Regions from separate parts of the Homo sapiens genome. Here region 2 is linked to region 1. Evidence: chromatin contacts called from ENCODE Hi-C or POLR2A ChIA-PET data. All regions are on one chromosome and are shown on one strand. The core of a region is the stretch at or near the end of the contact, and the rest is flanking DNA. Distances in the headings are between cores, read along the strand shown.

Region 1 (6,311 bases), core at 336-2,835:
TTTAGTGCATTTCAAATCTGATTAAGGCACAGAGTAGGCACTAAATACATTCTCCCCAAAGTAAGGTTAAGGGAGGTTAGAAATTGGTAACAAAATATCAGTTCCATTTATAGCAAGATGATCATCATAGGCTTTTTAAATTTCAAATAGAAACATAATCAAGATGAGAACTGAGAAAAAAACTGGCAACGCCTCACCCATAACTCATCTTCTCTAGAGGATGCATTTTAACCCTTACCTCTAGAGTTTCATAGGGGAATATCCAAAGGGTACCACATTCTAGTTGCTGCTTCCTCTTACTTCCAGAGCATAGTTGCCTGCTTAGCCCCATTTCATTCTGAGTTTCACACATGATTTACAAACTCATCACTTTCCCCACAGCACTCATTATAGGTGAGGGCCATGTATTTACCCGAGTTTGTGCTATCACCATAGAAATTCAGGATAGAAGGGTCTTAGTCCATTTAGAGCAATGGTTCTCAAACTTTTCTTTAGTAGTAGAATCCTTCTCCAGAGCCAAGTGTACGGCTTGAAGCAGAGGCTATCCTTATGTCCCAGGGTTCTTTCATCAGCTGAGGAAATTAGCACTTAAAGTCAGCACCTTTGACTGTCTTCTCTAAATCATCTTGGTCTTGCTTTCACTCTGCTTTCCCTTCAGGCATTTCTCAAGTGTCATGCTGAAACTTTAAACAAATGTTTAAAACACATTGAACAGGGCCCAGCTTTTGGAAACTGAACACTAAGGTTAGCTTCTGCTCACATCCCCCTGAGATTCTAGCATGGGACTTTGGGACAGACTTTAAAACCAATGATTTAGACTAATTCAGTTATTTTAGAGATGAAGAATATTGGAAGATTAAATGCCTCAGCCCAGATCTCAGGAACAGGCTGCGACAAACCTAGGAAACCCGGAACGCCTGCTAGAATACTACAGCTGGCATCAGCTGCATGGATCACCAATTACTGCCCAATGATCACCAACGGATCACCAATCACTGCCCAATCCTTTTTCGTAGTCATCAAAATATACGTGATAAGTTAAATTTGGTGATGAGGCCAAGTAGTGTTTCCTTTTCCCTATTTCATGAAAAAGTCTAACAGACTATTTTAATTAACTTATTTACTTTAAAATGATGGGATCAACGTGAATCGCATGTTTTGATGACACCATTTGTGTGACCTCACTTTATAGAAATGGTAGAGCATTTTGTTCTTCAATCCTCCAAAAAAAAAAGACAAAAATCAAATAAACTTTGAAAACTCACATTTCATAATTTAGAAAGGCTTATATATGGGAAGGAGAGGTGCTGCCATCAGCCAATGGTAGACCTTCTGGCCATAGAGGCTTTGTGGGAATAATGATATGCAACTGAAAGAAGCAAGCCAAAACATACAGGTGTAAATCGTTTCTGACTTATGTGCAGACCCAGCCACATCAAGCTTTGAAAAATATTTCAGCATCAAGAGTGTCTGGGTGCAGCTGCGGGTCTTTTCCTCTGTTTATGCGCCGTCCATGGCTTAACTCATGTGAACTGGCCAACGTCAGGTGTCACGCAGCCCTGTCTGATGGAAAACATATGTCTACAGAGGTAGGAAGAAAAACCCAGCCACAATCCAGCCTTGACTCAGTCACGATACAATGAAGGGAAAAAAAGGGCTGCAGACGCGTCTCTCGCCCTCCTTGTGTCTCTCTCAGCTCCTGCCAACAATGAGCCGCTTGTTTCTCTTATTTCCCAGAAACAGTATTAGCCATCCAACAAGGTCAGCAAAAAAAAAGCAGCTTTTCACTTCAGGGTGCATTTGGTTCCAAAAATCTGTAAAGTATTAAACCGAGAAGTTGTACTATCCCAACTTCACACTGAGCCCTTTATTCCAATTCTGGGTGAGAATAACTGCAAGGAAATTTCTCAGCCGGCTCAGTTGATAAGGCACAGAGCTCTGGAATATATGTTGATTCAGCCACACTTTCCCAGCTTCACTGTTTCAAGCCTTAAAACCACTTCCAGGTGCCCCAAAGCTTGCCAGATGGGCCTCCGGTCCTCCAGATGCCCCAAGCCTGTCTAGTTTTAGACTTGTAACCCAAGCTTCGTTTACTTCACAGGAAACCCTGAATTTTTAGCACCAGGAAATGATTTTCCTACTTGCTATCCTGCCTGCCCATCCAAACAATAATGTAGTCCACACACCAGTGTGCAAGTATCTAGGCAACTCTCCTTTTTCAGGTGTAAAATAGAAATGCCTGTAACACTGGCTTTTATATTTTCATAATAACTGCATTACCCCAAATGTATATTTTATTGGCATTTAAAGGATTCAGACATTAGTTCTCATCATTATAATATATCCAGGGAAGTCTAGGGAAAAAAAAAAATCACATCTTTCTGGCAGGCTGATTTCTTCTGGATCCTTTTTCCTGTAAAGAAAGAACTCTTTCTTCCACCTAAAGCAGCATCAGAATGTGCTACTCTGACTCCATTTGATTGCAGGGATATCTCAAGATTTATCACAAGTGGCCCGTGGCAGGAAGCACCTCTATGGAGTTAGTGAATTTAGAAAAACAATTATCTAGCCTGTGAAAAAGAGGAAATTTAGTTATTCACTTTGCTGCTTCACAAAGTTGTCCTTGTGATTTTGAATATAATTCCATGGTTGGGCAATAGCAGTACAACTACAACTGTTTTGTTATCTTCAGACAATAGGTATACTTTTATCCAGCAGGAAATGGAAACTCTGATTCATGCATTTATTTTTCTTTAGTCAGTAGAGAGTTTATTGTAGCTTTTTATTGGTTAGCTTTCCTGAATCATTTTAAAACTACTCCAGGTGCGAAGTATGGCAGTTGCCCAAGCTAAGAGAAAACGAATCTACAGCTGTGTTCCACACGGAATGGAAGAAAAGTTGCCAGCGTGAGTTGCTAGTTTTTAATGTGTGCATGTGTTTTTTAATAGCATGCCCTTTTAGTAAACATCTTTATTATGGAGATCATGTAACAGATACTAAGATTCCAAGAGGTAGTCAAAAGACTTGAACGATTCATAAAAGAGAACATGCAATTAGTAATAAAATATGGCAAATTATCAGCTTCGTAAGGAATCACACTAATGCAAATTAAAGAAACAGCCTTTTTCAGCAATCAAATAAGCAAAAACAATAGTGTGGTTTAGGTGCTTTGCATTGGGCCAGGACCACTCAGGAAAAAAAAAAAAAACGAAAGAAGAATGTAACCAGGGGTAACAGGATTAGGAAATCTGGTAGAAGTATATGCCAAATTTTGGAAACCTGTATAAATATGCATTTCATTGAGGACTGTACCCATATATCTTATAGGATTTCTAGTGACCCCCAAAAAGTTAATTACCTTTGAAATGAAAAAGTATTAGAATATTAACAGTGGTGGTGTTTCGCTTATAGAACTATAGATGATTTTTTTTCTTTCCAATGATCTACGGTTCACCTAGCTATTCATTTCCCCTGTTTCTAGGAAGTAGAGATACAATGATGAACAAGACAGCAAGGTCCCTGCCCTGTAGGAGATTATCGTCTAACGAAAAGACAGGCTATAACAAATGTACAGAATAATTTTAGTGATAAGGGATTTGAACAAAGAAATGTGGAGCTATTTTAGGCAGGGAAGTTAAGAAAGGCCTCTGTGAAGCAGTGATGTGTGCTCTAAATCTGAATGAAGTATGGAAATCAGGGTGGGGGACAAGTACAAAGATCCTAAGGTGGAAACTGTGAGCTTGGAGTACTTGTGCAAAATCAGAGCAGCCCATGTGGCTGAGGAGCAGAGGGTGAGGGGCCGGGACCAGGTCCCTTGAGGCCTCTTGCCTGTGGTGAGCACTGTGGTTGGCCTCTATTCCAGACTGATAGAAATCTCCTTCCAGCTGACTGCCTGGACTGCATGGGAAACTGCCAGATTATTTCACACTCTATGGTAAAATTTAAAATTCTGAAGAAATCCAGAGACTCTGGGGGCACACAGTGAAGTGAGTCAAAAAGTGTGAAGCAGGCCGGGTGCAGGGGCTCATGCCTGTAATCCCAGCACTTTGGGAGGCCGAGGTGGGCAGATCACAAGGTCAGGAGTTCCAGACCAGCCTTGCCAACATAGTGAAACCCCGTCTCTACTAAAATTACAAAAATTAGCTGGGTATGGTGGCACGCGCCTGTAGTCCCAGCTACTTGGGAAGCTGAGGCGGGAGAATTGCTTGAACCCGGAAGGTGGAGGTTGCAGTGAGCCGAGATCGCGCCACTGCACTCCAGCCTGGGAGACAGAGTGAGATGCCGTCTCAAAAACAAACAAACAAACAAACCATGAAGGAAAGAGGCCACTCCTTGGGATCAATGCCTCTCGGTTTGTTGTCTCTCAGCCCTGTAAAGTGGTTCAGGATCTTTGGGAAGGAAAGGAATAAGGTTTGGGGCAAGGATGGGGGAACAGACAGAAACCAAAGCAGCTCTGCTTTTAAACACTTACAAAGAGGAGATTCTGATCCCAAGCAAAACAAAATAAAAGCCTGTAGCTCTAAATTTTATTTGAGAAGGTGTGTCAAAAGGAGCTTCCTTCTTAAAAATGAAAACAAAACATACAACAAAAAAACTACAGTTCTGGATTTTCTAAATGTTATCCTTGAATCAAAATGCATATGTAGTATACACTCATTTTGGTCTTCTGTGAACACTGGCTGGTGCTCTGAGATCATGCCACTACCCAGTATTTAAAAAGACTATAGAAAACTTCCCCATAAAACTCCTAGTGTTCCCTACTGGAATCTTCTTTTTTTTTTTTTTTTTTTTTTTTTTTGAGACAGAGTTTCACTCTGTCACCCAGGCTGGAGTGCAATGGCACGGTCTCAGCTCACTGCAACCTCCGCCTCCCTGATTCAAGCGATTCTCTTACCTCAGCCTCCCAAGTAGTTGAGATTACAGGCGCCCACCACCACGCCCAGCTAATTTTTGTATTTTTTAATAGAGATGGGATTTCACCATATTGGCCAGGCTGATCTCGAACGCCTGACCTCAGCTGATCCGCCCGCCTGGGCCTCCCAAAGTGCTGGGATTACAGGCGTGAGCCACTGTGCCAGGCCACTACTGTAATTTCTTTTTTAAGGACATTGTCCCCTAGATCACAGAGTCTAGATGACTTACGGGGAAGTACAGGAGAACTCCCTCTTACATCTCTGTGTCTAGAAAAACTACATTTCTCTTCAACACCATGAAAGCCTTTATCTCTTGAGTGATCTGACTCCTATAACAGAGCATATTATCTTCTTTACAAGATCCCCCAGGAATCTCACAGCCAAATCTGTAGGTACCTCTAGCAACCACACAAGGCCCCATGGTATGCATTTTTTCCCTGGCTTTTTTTCTCAGCCACAGTCCTTTACCCCAACTTAATTCAATTATTTATTTTTATCCTTTTGAATTACATGTTTTGGCCAGGCACAGTGGCTCACCCCTGTAATCCCAACACTTTGGGAGGCTGAGGCGGGAGGATCACCTGAGGTCAGGAGTTCAAGACCAGCCTGGCCAACATGGTGAAACCCCATCTCTACTAAAAATACAAAAATTAGACAAGCGTGGCGGTGTGTGCCTGTAGTCTCTGCTACTGGGGAGGCTGAGGCACGAGAATCACTTGGACCAGGGAGGTGGATGTTGCAGTGAGCGGAGATCACGCCATTGCACTCCAACCTGGGTGACAGAGCAAGGCTCCATCTCAAAAAAAAAAAAAAAAAAGAATTATATGTTTTTTAAGATGCAAGAGTAGGGAACAAATGAATGGAAGCATCATAATTTCATTTTAAAACTACTCGTGTGTCAGTCACAGATTGCCCTCAATGAGAAACTTGTAAACCTGTGAATGGGCCCCAAGCAGTACACCTGCCAGTCTAGGACTCAGAATGAAGTGAAGGAGAAATGGGTTTTTTGTGGTCTTGAGTCACACTGAGACAGTCAACTGCTTGTGACTCTAATAAACATAGCCTACCTTTTGTAAATAAATTAAAAAAAAAACCTACCTGTGTGTATATAGCTGCACAGATATATTATGTGTCAAATAAATAATGTTCTGTGAAGCTTAACTGAGCAGGTTGGAAATTTTACTTGTTAGTCATCCCGAGGGGAAGAGTTTACATGATTTTAGGCCATACCTTATAGAGACCTGGTAGACCAAAAAGCCTTTCCACATATTTCATTAGCTTTACAGAACATATTCATTAGAGGAGCCATTTGGCACAAGCATGCTCTGCTGCCCCCACCCCACCTTCCATAGACACTACCTTCATCAAGTGATCAAAGCTAATGTCACCTATAGTGGA
Region 2 (6,406 bases), core at 2,662-5,161, 85 kb after region 1:
AGAGGAGGAATCCCTGCCTTTCTTGCATGGGAGGGAGAAACACATTCTGTGATCTTGACCAAAGAGCCCTGTATAATCAGAAATCAGCAGAAGGGGGCCCTGCTCTACCCTCTTCTTCATGTGGTTGTGACAATGTTCCTCTTCTCCTGGCTAGCTCACAGGAGTGCTGGGGATACAGTGCTCTGGGTCTCCATATTTAAAAGAAGTTTAAATTATCATACAAATGCATTGTATTTTTAGTAATTGGACTTGTTTGATCTCATATCTTTTGATAATTACTAAAAATCTCCCTTCAAAGTGATGAAAGATTCAAATGAAGCTAGAATTTAATTTATATTAGGTCTTTGAGATGAGGTTTAAGTAACATTACAGTCCCATTACTAGGAAAACGGGTAAATAAACTGTGTATAGCCATGAAATGGAGTAACGTATTAAGATCTCTAGCTGCTGTCATAGAACAAAATACTTTAAAGTGGTGGGTAAAAACGAAGTTAAGGTACAATATATAGAAGGAGAAGAAGAAGAAGAAGGAGGAGAAGGAGAAGGAGAAGGAGAAAGAGAAGGAGAAGAAGAAGAGGAAGGAGGACGAAGAGGAAGAGTAGGAGGAGAAGAGGAAGCGGAAGAGGGAGGAGGAGGAAGGAGAAAGGAGGAAGAAGGAAGAAGGAGAAGAAGAAAAACTTGAATCATTGGTTTCTACATGCATAAGTCTGAAGGACAGTCCCTGAACTGAGAAATGGGCTCTCCTTCTGGGGAGATGAGCAGGATTGGGGATAGAGGGTCAAGAAAGTCTATTGCTTTAGCTGAATTTCTTAAAGCAAGAATGCATTTATTTATGACTTGGGCAGTTTTTTAAAATAAAAAAAAGGCAATGTTGAATATATGACCATCTATGAGTAAAGTAAACCTGGTTTATAATTTTAAATTCTTCTTCCCTTTATTCTGGTCAAAAGGGAATTCATTTTCCCACTTTTCTGAGATCTGAAAAGATGATAACCTTATCAAATCTTGGGTCTGTGTGATCTTAAAGGACAAGTAAAGAATAAAAAAGTTCAAGTCAAAATTTTAAATGAAGATATTAACAATGAATAAGTAATTTAGAATGTGATGTTCCCAGGAGAATGAATTTTCCTGGATTAATCTGGCTAAACTTTCTTTGAAGTTTGTGGATGATGGCAACACCACTGAAAATGAACTTGAGGCTGTGTTTAAATACTTGCTACAACTAGCTTTTCTGACATCTCTGTACTCACTACTGACACAGTCAATCCACTTAATTAGTTTTGTTGATATCTCCAATTCCCCTATTTACTTTGTGTCCTGAAAAGTCCTTTGAAACCCAAACAGCCTACTCTACCTCTTCAGCTCCATTGGGAAAGGTTACGATCTTAGGATCATTTGAAAGGCAAGGAGGGGGTAGTAAATTTCCACCATCAAGTGGAATGTGGAAATAATCTGGGAATAGATGAATATATTGAATTAATACCAGGAAATTTTCCTTTCTTGGATCTTCATTGTTTTTGCTTGAAAAACTGATTTTTTAGAATTTATAGTCGGGCTAAGAATTAAATACAAAGAATAGAATATATTCTAAAGTAAAATATACATTATATGTATCCTTTATGCTAAGCACAGTACCAGTATGTGGCACACAGTATGTGCTCCATAAATATGTATTGGCTTATTGCATAGGAAAGAGTCACCAGAAAATCTAAATAATGTAGAAATTTAAAAGAAAAAAATCATTTATATTTCTTTCAGCAAAAGTTAAATGAATCCCTACTATGCATGCCATGCTTTGGGCCAGGCATTAGAGAAGTATTATGCACAAAAAATTAGCTGGGTGTGGTGGCAGGTGCCTGTAACCCCAGCTACTCGGGAGGCTGAGGCAGAATCACTTGAACCCAGGGGGCAGAGGTTGCAGTGAGCTGGGATCATGCCACTGCACTCCAGCCTGGGCGACAGAGCAAGACTGTCTCAAGTGAAAAAAAAAAAAAAAAAAAAAAAAGAGAGAAGTATTATGCAAGGCAGGTAAGATTTGGTTCTTGTCACTATGAGTTCATAGCATATAGAATAAAAATAAAGGACAAGTACTCTCTATCACAGCAAATAATCAAAGGTTGTCTATTATTTCTAAACTCAATTTCACATCAAACTTGCTATATTATTACATCTAATCTAAAAGCATCAATTTCTGCCTGTGACCACCCAGTCACATTTTGATTATTTTAACAGCATATTGAGTATGTTTTTTTTTTTTTGAGACAGAGTCTCGCTCTGTTGGCCAGGCTGGAGTGCAGTGGCATGATCTCGACTCACTGCAACCTCTACCTCCCAGGCTGAAGCAATTCTCCTGCCTCAGCCTCCCCAGTAGCTGGGATTACAGGGGTGTGCCACCATGCCCAGCTAATTTTTTTTTTGTATTTTTAGTAGAGACGGGGTTTCACCATGTTGGCCAGGCTGGTCTTGAACTCCTAACCTCAGGTAATCCACCCACCTCGGCCTCCCAAAGTGCTGGGATTATCAGCATGAGCCACCGTGCCCGGCCCATATTCAGTATTAACATTAATCTCAATAAATATTCCCTAGTACCAATATGTGCTAGGCATGAAGGACAATACAACACCAGTTCCATATTCTAAGAATTGGCAAGTTGGAGAAATGAAATAAACCCATTCATTTACAAACAAACCTTACACGACACTCTGATGGACAGTAGAAAAGATTAAGTGGCAAATTACCCCAATAGATCAAATTACTATGGGGATCTGGAGTAGGAGGAGATCCCTTCTAGTTGGTTGGTGTAATAAGGCATTAGACAGGAGATGGGGCTGGCTAAGTCTTAATAGACCAAGCATAGGGATGTAGGACATTCTAGGCAAGTGAGAAATGACACACTACTCCTAATCAAAAGTGCAAAGATGAGCTACTCTGTATGACATATGCAGTGGCAACCAGGCACGGTGGCTCACGCCTGTAATCCCAGCACTTTGGGAGGCTGAGGTGGTGGATCACCTGAGGTCAGGAGTTCAAGACCAGCCTGACCAATATGGTGAAACCCCGTCTCTACTAAATACAAAAAAATTAGCCAGGCGTGGTGCTGTATGCCTGTAATCACAGCTACTTGGGAGGCTGAGGCAGGAGAATGACTTGAACCCAGGAGGCAGAGGTTGCAGGAAGCCAAGATTGCACCATTGCACTCCAGCCTGGGCAACAAGAGCGAAACTTTGTCAAAAAAAGAAAGAAAAGAAAAGAAAAGAGGCATGCAGTGGCCGTGAGCATAAAAGGAGAGAAAACTAGGGAAAGAAGCACTTTAATCGTTTACGGAGCTTCCTTCAGGCCTGTTTATTAACATATTCCAAAAAAAATCACTGCTGTATGTACATATATGCCTTAAGATAAAGAGGAGCAACTGGAAAGAGATACAAGCCCCAAGTACAGTATACTTCCCTGACATTTGTGTTTTTAAAGAGTTCATTTAAAGGGCAATGGCATAATACTAGTATAATTCACATAATGCTAGCTCTGGGCTTTGGACTTTTAACCAAATGTTAAAAATGACTCCTTTTCTCTTGTCTCTGCGTGTGCTTCTCTGACTCGCTTGGCCTGTTTCCATTCTCTTTCTTTTTTCTCTCTCCATCCTTCTTAGTGTAAGTTAAAAAAAAAAAATCAATGCCGCAAGTTATGTTTAAATTCAGCCCACATGACATTTCCTTCGCATTTAATTGCTTCCATACAATTTATATCCGCTAGTCACGCTAGACCCCAGAGTATTAAACATGCTCTTTTACAAAGAAGCTCTTGTCCTGTAATAACCCCCATAATCAAAGTTCAGGAATTATGGGTAAGGCTCAGCCGGCCGATGGGGAAACAAACAGGTTTTTAAATTCATCCAAAGCAGGCTTCAGGCAGGAAGCAAATCAAAGCCGTCACTCTACCACCAGGTTTGAGAGCAAAAACACCGCAGAGGCTAGCTCAAACGAGAGATACTGGCATCTCTGCACATCCAGCAAATCTGATGCCAGATACTTTCTCTTTGGGCTGCCGTGAAGAACCACTAAACAATGCCACTTAAAGACACATGGTTACATTCTCTCTGCTTTCAAGGCAGCCCATTCCAAAAAGATCTAGCAATGGTCTACAAAGACTGCTCTTAAAATGCCTCTAAATGAATAAATCATTCTTCTTTGTTATTCAGAGTAGACTAAGACTAAAATTATCTTGGAAAAAAATATATATATACAGGGTCTCTTTCTGTTGCCCAGGCCAGAGTACGGTGGTGCAATCATAGTTCACTGCAACCCTGAATTCATAGGCTGAAGTGATCCCCCTTGCCTCAGCCTCCCAAGTAGCTGGGACTATAGCAGTGTGCACCACCACATTCTGTTAATTTTTAAAACTTTTTTATAGAGATGGGGTCTTGCTCTGTTGCTCAGGCCGGTCTCAAACTCCTGGCCTCAAGCCATTCTCCTGCCTCAGCCTCCCAAAGTTCTGGGATTATAAGTGTGAGCCACGACAACCTAAAGTTACCTCTTCTATTTTCCTATAGACAGCTTGGACAACATGTCTGGTCTTCTTTCATACTAATGGACAGCTACATTAGTATGTAGCTCTCAAGGTCTCTTATAAACTCATATTTCTGGGCACTTTTACAACTTATCCCATTATCTTCCCCACTTCTCAAGAAATCACCTCCCCAAAAGTTCACCTTTGAAAAAGTACAGAAGTTGGCTGGGTGCAGTGGCTCACGCCTGTAATCCCAGCACTTTGGGAGGCCGAGGTGGGTGGATCACGAGGTCAGGAGATCGAGACCATCCTGGCTAACACGGTGAAATCCCATCTCTACTAAAAAATACAAAAAAATACCCAGGCGTGGTGGTGGGCACTTGTAGTCCCAGCTACTTGGGAGGCTGAGGCAAGAGAACGTTGTGAACCTGGGAGGTGGAGCTTGCAGTGAGCCGAGATTGTGCCACTGCACTCCAGCCTGGGCTACACAGCGAGACTCCGTCTCAAAAAAAAAAAAAAAAAAAAGAAAGAAAGAAAGAAAGAAAGAAAGAAAAAGTACAGAAGTCATACAACTACACAGGGGCACTAACATGATTTCTTGGATTGCCCTTATTCACGTAGCCCACTTTTCACAAGAATTGTGCCTACTTTTCTTACAAAATCTCTTTAAGCAACATCTCTGGTCTTCCCCACTGTATTCAGATAAATGCCTCTCTACCAGTGTCAACAATTTTAAGAAACCTTTAATTTCACCCAATCTCCTCTGCTCAAAACCCATCCAGATCAAGAGCAAAACAATTGAAACTATTTATCAGATCCAGACAGTTGCATCTTAAAGAACTTTTTGAAAGTTTCTATGGCTTGCATCTCTGATGGTTTTCATAAACCAATGCTTTTGTCTATAGATAAAGGTTAGAACCAATATAGATTGGTTTTGTTTTTGTTTTTTTGAAACAGAGTTTCGCTCTGCCCCCAAAGCTGAAATGCAGTGCCCCAATCTTGGCTCACTGCAACCTCTGCCTCCCTGGTTCTAGTGAATCTCCTGCCTCAGCCTCCTGAGTAGCTGGGATAACAAGCATGTGCCACCACACCCAGCTAATTTTTGTATTTTTAGTAGAGACAGGGTTTCACCATGTTGGCCAGGCTGGTCTCAAACTCCTGGCCTCAAGTAATCCACCCACCTCGGCCTCCCAAAGTGCTGGTATTACAGGCATGAGCCACCGAGCCCGACCAGAATCAATACAGTTTGGATCAGAGATATCATGCTACTCTTAGAAACTGGCAGATAATAAATATATTATTTATAGCCAATAAACTACTTTTGGTCTATCATAATAAAAAAAACAATTCCTAAGCTATCACTAAAACATGATGTCATTTGTGGTTGCTTTATTTTGTATTTACTATACAGATGTATTCTTTATTGTGATGGCCTAGATCTGGACATATTCAGAGCCAAAATTATTTTACGTATCAAGTCACTGGCAAATCAAAGAAAAACCAAATTATTTAAACATTCATTTAGGAGCTCATATTTATATTTTGGAAATGAAACCTCATATTTTAAGGCATTCGATATTATTTATTATGCAGGGTCCTTTTATCTTGTTCCACAATATAACTTTTTGTTTTACTCTTGGCAGACTTTACTGTCACTGTACAAAACAGACATTGTTTTAAAAACCCATTTGTAATAAGTGTCAGTAAATATGATCTTTCGCTTCAGCTGAAGCAACTCTATGGCATCAGTTTACACCTCCACACTTACTTGGAAGTTTATAATGCTTGTTTTCAGCAGCTTTCACACCTAGACTCCATACGATATGTACCAGCCACCAAGATGTTTACCAGTCCTCAGAAGGGCCTTTCGAGAACTCTTAAAACTTAATTTGTTACTGACGCT

Evidence for each region. A loop is a pair of places that touch in the nucleus more often than their neighbours do. ChIA-PET counts read pairs that join two places held with the same protein, here RNA polymerase II (POLR2A). Pooled maps may share reads with other maps.
Region 2: a loop to region 1 is called in a map of colonic mucosa, with 1.8 times the contacts of the local background. The contact joins two enhancer-like sites. A Hi-C loop is called at or near these places in 3 of 168 maps with a recorded cell type or tissue (Calu3, colonic mucosa and sigmoid colon), 1 of 37 single-sample maps with no recorded cell type and 3 of 50 pooled maps. POLR2A ChIA-PET finds 5 or more read pairs at or near these places in 4 of 52 experiments (BJ, Panc1 and WTC11).

The regions. Positions count from the first base shown.
Region 1 is chr3:149,552,291-149,558,601 of GRCh38, forward strand. The region is part of intron 3 of WWTR1 (WW domain containing transcription regulator 1); the gene reads right to left. Among named protein-coding and RNA genes, the nearest start is that of TM4SF4, 81 kb to the left of the region's middle. Within about 2 kb of position 1,586, at least 19 of the 41 ENCODE cell types and tissues checked have a DNase peak (open chromatin) inside an H3K27ac peak, as active enhancers do; they include sigmoid colon, where a contact is called at or near this core.
Region 2 is chr3:149,634,986-149,641,391 of GRCh38, forward strand. All of the region lies in intron 2 of WWTR1 (WW domain containing transcription regulator 1), which reads right to left. Among named protein-coding and RNA genes, the nearest start is that of WWTR1-IT1, 14 kb to the right of the region's middle. Within about 2 kb of position 3,912, at least 8 of the 41 ENCODE cell types and tissues checked have a DNase peak (open chromatin) inside an H3K27ac peak, as active enhancers do; they include sigmoid colon, where a contact is called at or near this core.